3 separate regions of the Homo sapiens genome follow, and regions 2 and 3 are each linked to region 1. Evidence: read pairs that join two places in POLR2A ChIA-PET (ENCODE). Cell type or tissue: CD4-positive, alpha-beta T cell. All regions are shown on one strand.

Region 1 (2,500 bases):
TCCTGTGCTGACCCGAGCCTCCCCGATGAGCGCCGCCCCCTGCTCCACGGCGCCCAGTTCCATCGACCACCCAAGGGCTGAGGAGTGCGGGCGCAAGGGGCGGGACTGGCAGGCAGCTCCACCTGCAGCCCCAGTGCGGGATCCACTGGGTGAAGCCAGCTGGGCTCCTGAGTCTGGTGGGGACGTGGAGAACCTTTATGTCTAGCTCAGGGATTGTAAATACACCAATCGGCACTCTGTATCTAGCTCAAGGTTTGTAAACACACCAATCAGCACCCTGTGTCTAGCTCAGGGTTTGTGAATGCACCAATCGACACTCTGTATTTAGCTACTCTGGTGGGGCCTTGGAGAACCTTTGTGTCCACACTCTGTATCTAGCTAATCTAGTGGGGACGTGGAGGACCTCTGTGTCTAGCTCAGGGATTGTAAACGCACCAGTCAGCGCCCTGTCAAAACAGACCACTTGGCTCTACCAATCAGCAGGATGTGGGTGGGGCCAGATAAGAGAATAAAAGCAGGCTGCCCTAGCCAGCAGTGGCAACCTACTCGGGTCCCCTTCCACACTGTGGAAGCTTTGTTCTTTCGCTCTGCAATAAATCTTGCTACTGCTCACTCTTTGGGTCCACACTGCTTTTATGAGCTGTAACACTCACTGCGAAGGTCTGCAGCTTCACTCCTGAGCCAGCGAGACCATGAACCCACCAGAAGGAAAAAACTCCGAACACAGCCGAACATCAGAAGGAACAAACTCCAGACGTGCCACCTCAAGAGATGTAACACTCACCGCAAGGGTCCGCGGCTTCATTCTTGAAGTCAGTGAGACCAAGAACCCACCAATTCCGGACACACTAGGGAAGCCTGAAAAAGACCCTCTTAATTTGGCAAGAAACCATGTTGAAGTTGATTCCTGGTTAATGACTGGAAGAAAAACTTCCATGCAATGAGGAGAAGCAACAAAAGGGAGAAATTCAATTGAAAAAAAGAATATAGTTAGCAATGAACAAGAAGCAAGTGTCCTCTCACCAACACAGCTGACTCTGGTAACCACAAACCTCAGCTAAACCCAGAAGTCAAGAGCTGTCACTTAAGTTTTGTTTCATTTCTGAGTGAAACCCTTCTAAGACTTTATTACATGCAATGCCATGGATTAATGTCATAGACATAATGTTAAATGAAAGACGTACTGTATGATCCCATTTACATGATGTTCAAGGACAGACAAAAATAATCTATGGTAATAAAAGAATTGTGGTTCCCTTGTGGGGGTGAAGATGTACTGTATGATCCCATTTACATGACGTTCAAGGACAGACAAAAATAATCTATGGTAGTAAAGGAATTGTGGTTCCCTTTTTGGAGTGGGGGTGGTAGGTAATTGACTCAAAGGGGACATGAAGGAACTTTCTGGAATGATGGAAATGCTCTGTATCTTGATCTGGGTGGTAGTTATACAGACAGGGGCATACACATATAAGTATTCATTGAACTGTATGCATAGAGTTGCATTTTATTCTGTGATGTTATTCTTCAATTAAATAAACAAAAACAAAACTTTTCTATGGATTCTCATTATTCCAGGGACAAAGATAAGAATTCTTCATGTGGGCAATGGACCCTTACTGATTCTGACCTTTGCCTGCCTTTCCATCTTGCACTTCACTTCCCTAAGCTCCTCCTTGGTTCTTCCTATGTCTGGCACACTTGCCAAACTCCCTGGCCATGCAATCAACCTCAGCACATGATATGTTTCCTGTGTGGGATGTTATTCTTCCCCGTGCCACCCTCTTCTCCAGTTCCAGTAAGCTACTGCACTTCCTTTGGCTGAAGCTTCACTTCCCTGTGTGAACTTCTTTCATAATCGGCCCCCCATTCTAGGTCGAGTTCCCCATTGGATGCTCTTACAGAATTTTGCTCCTTTTACTCAGACCATTTACCTCCCAATTTCCTCAATTTGTAATTACTCCCTCATTTGTGGGACTATTTAATTAAATCTGTCTCTCTCACTACAGTCTGTGCCATACCATGGACTGAGGGTCAATGTCTGGGTTCTGCTTACCATGGTATCCCCAGGGCTCACCACAGTGCCTGGAACACAGTAAGTGTTTACTAAATATGTTTTTGGGCCGGGCGCAGTGGCTCACGCCTGTAATCCCAGCACTTTGGGAGGCCAAGGCAGGTGGATCACGAGGTCAGAAGATCAAGACCCTCCTGGCTAACAGGGTGAAACCCCATCTCTACTAAAAATACAAAAAAAAAAAAAAAAACTTAGCCAGGCGTGGTGGCGGGCACCTGTAGTCCCAGATACTTGGGAGGCTGAAGCAGGAGAATGGCGTGAACCTAGGAGGTGGAGCTTGCAGTGAGCTGAGGTCACGCCACTGCACTCCAGCCTGGGCGACAGAGCTAGACTTAAATAAATAAATAAATATGTTTTTGACTCCTGAGGATAAAGTGACTATCTGATATTCTCTGGCAGAAAAATTGTTGATGTCTCACATTACGT
Region 2 (2,500 bases), 64 kb before region 1:
AAAGAGAAACAGATGGAGGGAATGAATTGACAGACTCAAGTGTGAAGGAACCTACAAGAAGTCTAACAGAATGCATTATGGCTCATCTATATTAGTGGATTACCTCTGGAAAGCCACACAAATAATATTCCCAACATTATTTCCCAATATATAAACCAACATTTATGTACTGGGACCTACCACAGACGACTAAGGAAAAGGAGCTTACAATAGACCTGAAAACACAAAATGGACAAAAGCTGACCTCTCTATAACCTGTGAGTACAGTCAGAATTCAGACGAAGGCAAAAGCCTATGTGCTCGAACAGTCAATCAGGAAAGACGTCCAAGATGTAGGATGGAGATAGGGCTCCTAAGACTAGATGGGATACCTCAAAATTTAAGGGAAAAGGGGACTGGTCTGGCAAAGATGGAGCACAAATAGGTTTTTCCTAGGACATACAAATGAAGATGAAAACATTATGTAGTCAGTCAGCAGACCCAATGGCATTCAAGGATTCAGTACTCTTATTAGTCTTGACTACCTGAGTGACAGGGAAGATCTGTGATGTGCAGCAATTTAAAATTTTGCATAGGTACAAACTTGAATCTCACAAGCTGATTCACAGATGGGTCCTTAAGTTTAATCTCCTTTAAAGCTTATTTTAAAAACACTAGTCTGGCAGACAGTAAGATTTTAAAATAAGGGAGTTTTTAAAACCAAAGTAGTGAATTTGACTTAATAGTCTACCTTGTGAATGAAACCTGCAATGTCTTCATTTTGAATAATAATCAATAGTTTATCTAATTTTGATCTTCTTTCCAAAAACTGTTCAGGATGACATTCTGTATTGCCTAATTTGATAAGATATTCCTGTTAAAGAAAAACAACTAAATCAATATTAAAATACTTCTTTGTAAACATCAATTTAACACCAGAAATGCAAGATAAACTGATAAGCTTAACTACTACCATGACATTATTAACAATGAATGAACTTACACTCTAAGAGACCATCAAATCCTTTTTTTTTTTCTTTGAGACAGGGTCTCACCATTGCCCAGGCTGGAGTATAGCAGCATGATCACAGCTCACTGCAGCCTTGACCTCCCAGGCTCAAGCCACCCTCCCACCTCAGCCTCCTGAATACATGGATGGCACTAGGCTCGCACCACCATACCAGGCTAATTTTTTTTTTTTTTTTTTTTTTTGTAAGAGACAGAGTCTTGCTGTGTTGCCCAAGCTGGTCTTAAATTCCTGGGCTCGAGTGATCCTCCTGCCTTGGCCGCCCAAAGTGCTGGGATTACAGGCGTGAGCCACTGCACATGGCCCAAATCCACTTTTCTTTTCTAGAAGAGGAATCTAAAGGTCAGAGCTTCACCAATCACATAGTCACAATGTTACAGAGCTTCACCAATCACACAGTCACAATGTTACAGCACTATGCAAAGCCAGCCAAGTAACAGTGTGAGTTAACAGAAAGAACTGTTAATTAGGCCAGGTTCTTAACCCAGCTCCTTTAGTTATTATAGAGGTTAATGATTAGACTCTAGGTTGACTATAATATCCTATGAGAAACACTTTAAGGCAACCTAGAGTCTAATCATTAACCACTCCCTAGCTCACCTTTTCCTTTCCATTCTAAGTAGGCCCTTGGTTATTTGCAGCAGTATTAACTGGGATAAACGCCTTCAGAGTTAAGAACTTTCACAACCATAGCTCTAATTCACAACAGCTAAAAAAGCATTTATATAGAGCTTCATTATGTACAATGGTATTCACATACAAATTAGCCATTTCTGTCAAGTTTCTGTCTTCAAAGTAGACTTTCCCAACTAGTAACTCTTCCTCCATGCTGGTGAACATGGTACTGCCTTTCACAGGACACAGGCAGACTTTCATGCAGAGTTCCCTTTGCTCTCTGCTTGCTGGTGGAATCCTGAACACTGAAGCAAACTGCAGGATCCTGGAGGTCATATTCCTCATTTCAGAGATTACTTTTAATGTCAGCACAGCTGGTCAGACAGCTATAATAAAAACCCAGCTTACCTGACAACCAGTCTGCTGCTCTTTCAACCTGAAGTGTTACCCCAAAGAGGATGCTGTTGTGCTAAAGCAGCACCTTCTACACTGATTTTGATCCAATCTCTGGAACTTTTGGGCAGATCTCAGACCAGCTTAGTCAGTTAATGAAAAGGTAAATTACCATCTGACATGCCTGCTGGTAATTTTTTTTTTTTTTGAGATGGAGTCTCGCTCTGTCACCCAGGCTGCAGTGCAGTGGCGCTATCTCGGCTCACTGCAAGCTCTGCCTCCTGGGTTCACACCATTCTCCTGCCTCAGCCTCCCAAGTAGCTGGGACTACAGGCACCCACCACCATGCCTGGCTAATTTTTTGTATTTTTAGTAGAGACGGGGTTTCACCATGTCAATCAGGATGGTCCCAATCTCCTGACCTCGTGATCTGCCCGCCTCAGCCTCCCTGCTGGTAATCTTTGATGTCTTCTTACATTAAGAAGC
Region 3 (2,500 bases), 170 kb after region 1:
ATGTACAAGGGCCTGGGGACTGAGGGCTGGGGTCGGAAAGGCCTGGATCTGCTGGGCCCTCAGGAGGCTGTTCAGGGCCTTGCAGGGAGCAAAGAGTAGAGTCTGCCACTGCCAAATCCCAAAGATCCTGCCGGAAGCATCCCCTCTTCCCACAAAGCTATAGAATGTACCTCAGACTCTTCCTCCTTTCTCTCTTCTAAAAGTGAATGAAGCCTTCTAACCTGTTGGTTTTTTTTTTTTTTTTTAACTCTCTCTCTACCAAATGTCTTCAATCTAATAAGCAGCAGCTCTGCTTCCACTGGTCTATAACCTATAATAGTTCCCAAATGATCCCTAAAACCTATACACAGCAACAGGATGCACTAAAATAATGGGGTTATCTCTGGCCAATCTGCTACAAAGGCAAAAACATAGATGCTAATCCACAGCTTAAAATGAAGGAGCAAATGAAAGAGTAAGCCCCTGACCCTCCCCACCCACCCACCTTTTGGGACTTTAAAAGGAATGGTATGGAGGTAAAGGCAGGGTGAGGGGAGTGGGAGGGGGAGCAGGGTCAGACTGCCCTTCTGTAAGTGTGAGAGATGCAACAAAAACCTTGCAGATGACCTCAGAACCAACCAAGAACCTCCCTACTCCACAAATCCCCCTACTCCAATGCCTACTGGTTCAGCAGAACCCAGGTCTGTCGAACAGCCAACACCAAAACATTTTTTAAAAGGGTGGGGAAATACTCTTTCCCTGAATCCCTGCTCTTGTTCCAATGGCTAAACAAAAAGCTTTTATCAGGATTATTTCACTGGGCGACATGGCACAAAGAAAGCAGTCCATTTGCAGTCTGAAGGTCAACAGGGCTGCTCTTGTTTCAATTTGTTGCTCCTCTATGAGGCCAAGGCTGAATCTGGGCCCCCCTCCGCCTGGGAACCCCCATGCCAATGTGCATTCCCTTAAAGTCTCACACAGGACGAGGCTGCTGCAGGCGGCTGACTGAGACTGACCAGCAAATTACACCTCTTGCCTTCCCCTTGACCCTGCCATTAGATTTTTTATTTTTTTAAGGTCAATGAAAATGCTATCAACACTCCTCCATTGGAAAATGTTTGTGGTTGCAGCTGAGCATGCCTGTTACAACTGCTGACAAAGGATTCCCAACTTATAGGACGCAAGAGTCAAATGCACCCCCTTAGCAAACCTCCCCTAGCTTTTTCCACTTCATTTAGGCTGTGTACCCTGGGCTGATTCATTAGAATTCTTACATTCACTCCTACTCATTTGAAGAGTTTGGTTTTGTTTTTCTAGTGACTCACATCTGGTGTGCTTTAAAAAGGCAACCTAATTAAAGACCGGTCTTGTTTGCCATAAATGAAATGTTAAGTGTATACAGTGGTGCCCCCTAACCATGTCTTCTAACATCCAAGGAGTTAGAAAGAAGGACTTGAAGAAAGATGGTTGTGTAAGCAAACTCAGATACTGATCTCCTATTATTAAACCAACACATTTACCTTTTTCTTTTTTTTTTTTGAGACAGAGTCTCACTCTGTTGCCCAGGCTGGAGTGCAGTGGCGCGATCTCGGCACACTATAACCTCCGCCTCCCATGTTGAAGCAGTTCTCATGCCTCAGCCTTCCGAGTAGCTGGGATTCAGGTGTGTGCCACCACACCCAGCTAATTTTTTTTTTTTTTGAGACATTGTCTCACTGTGTCGCCCAGGCTGGAGTGCAGTGGTGCAATCTTGGCTCACTGCAACCTCTAAATCCCAGGTTCAAGCGATCCTCTCACCTCAGCCTCCGGAGGAGCTGGGATTACAGGTGTGTGCCACCATGCCCGGCTAATTTTCATATTTTTACTAGAGATGGGGTTTTGCCATGTTGGCCAGGCTGGTCTTGAACTCATGACCTCAAGCAATCCACCCGCCTTGGCCTCCCAAAGCACTGGGATTATAGGTGTGAGCCACCACACCTGGCCATTTTTGTATTTTTTAGTAGAGACAGGGTTTCACCATGTTGGCCAGGCTGGTCTTGAACTCCTGGCCTCAAGTGACCCACCTGCCTCAGCCTCCCAAAGTGCTGGGATTACAGGTGTGAGCCACCACACCCGGCCCACATTTACCTTTTAATCCTCTGCCTGAAAAACCGATAGCACTCAAAACATCATGAACCTAGGGAATTTGGCACTGGAAAGGACACAATTCATCTATATTATTTTATATTTGTGGAAACTGAGACCCAGAGAGGTGAAGCAATACATACAAGGTCTGATAGCTATACAATGACAGAAGGTAAAATAAAACCCACATCTTCTAACGCATGCCAAGAAGGGAAACATTTACTAAGTGCCCACTCAAGACCAGGCAGTAAAGATACATAGCCATATATGTCTCTCAAACTTGTCTGCCCTACAGACAGCTAAGCCAGGACACCACCATCTCTCATCAGAAAACTAAGGCAGCTTTCTACTCATCATCCACATCTACCCTTGGTTTCATAATCAACCAGAGGAATGA

Evidence for each region. Peaks named below come from ENCODE experiments on the same cell type or tissue, not always from the same donor. Only the 100,000 strongest peaks of a DNase experiment are listed, where the experiment ranks them.
Region 2: POLR2A ChIA-PET joins it to region 1 with 5 read pairs; 9 of 35 experiments call an interaction of 5 or more read pairs at or near these places.
Region 3: POLR2A ChIA-PET joins it to region 1 with 9 read pairs; 3 of 35 experiments call an interaction of 5 or more read pairs at or near these places.

What each region holds. Positions count from the first base shown.
Region 1 is chr3:56,692,176-56,694,675 of GRCh38, forward strand. No RefSeq gene overlaps it. Among named protein-coding and RNA genes, the nearest start is that of TASOR, 10 kb to the left of the region's middle. In CD4-positive, alpha-beta T cell, no CTCF peak of the experiment used is centred here; a DNase peak (open chromatin) is centred at 1,046; H3K4me3 peaks cover 884 bases; H3K27ac peaks cover 507 bases.
Region 2 is chr3:56,627,762-56,630,261 of GRCh38, forward strand. It overlaps TASOR (transcription activation suppressor), which reads right to left. Exons shown (of 24, transcript NM_001365635.2): 19 at 731-853. Among named protein-coding and RNA genes, the nearest start is that of TASOR, 54 kb to the right of the region's middle. In CD4-positive, alpha-beta T cell, no CTCF peak of the experiment used is centred here; no DNase peak of the experiment used is centred here; H3K27ac peaks cover 480 bases.
Region 3 is chr3:56,861,638-56,864,137 of GRCh38, forward strand. It overlaps a transcript of ARHGEF3 not described here. Among named protein-coding and RNA genes, the nearest start is that of ARHGEF3, 61 kb to the left of the region's middle. In CD4-positive, alpha-beta T cell, no CTCF peak of the experiment used is centred here; no DNase peak of the experiment used is centred here.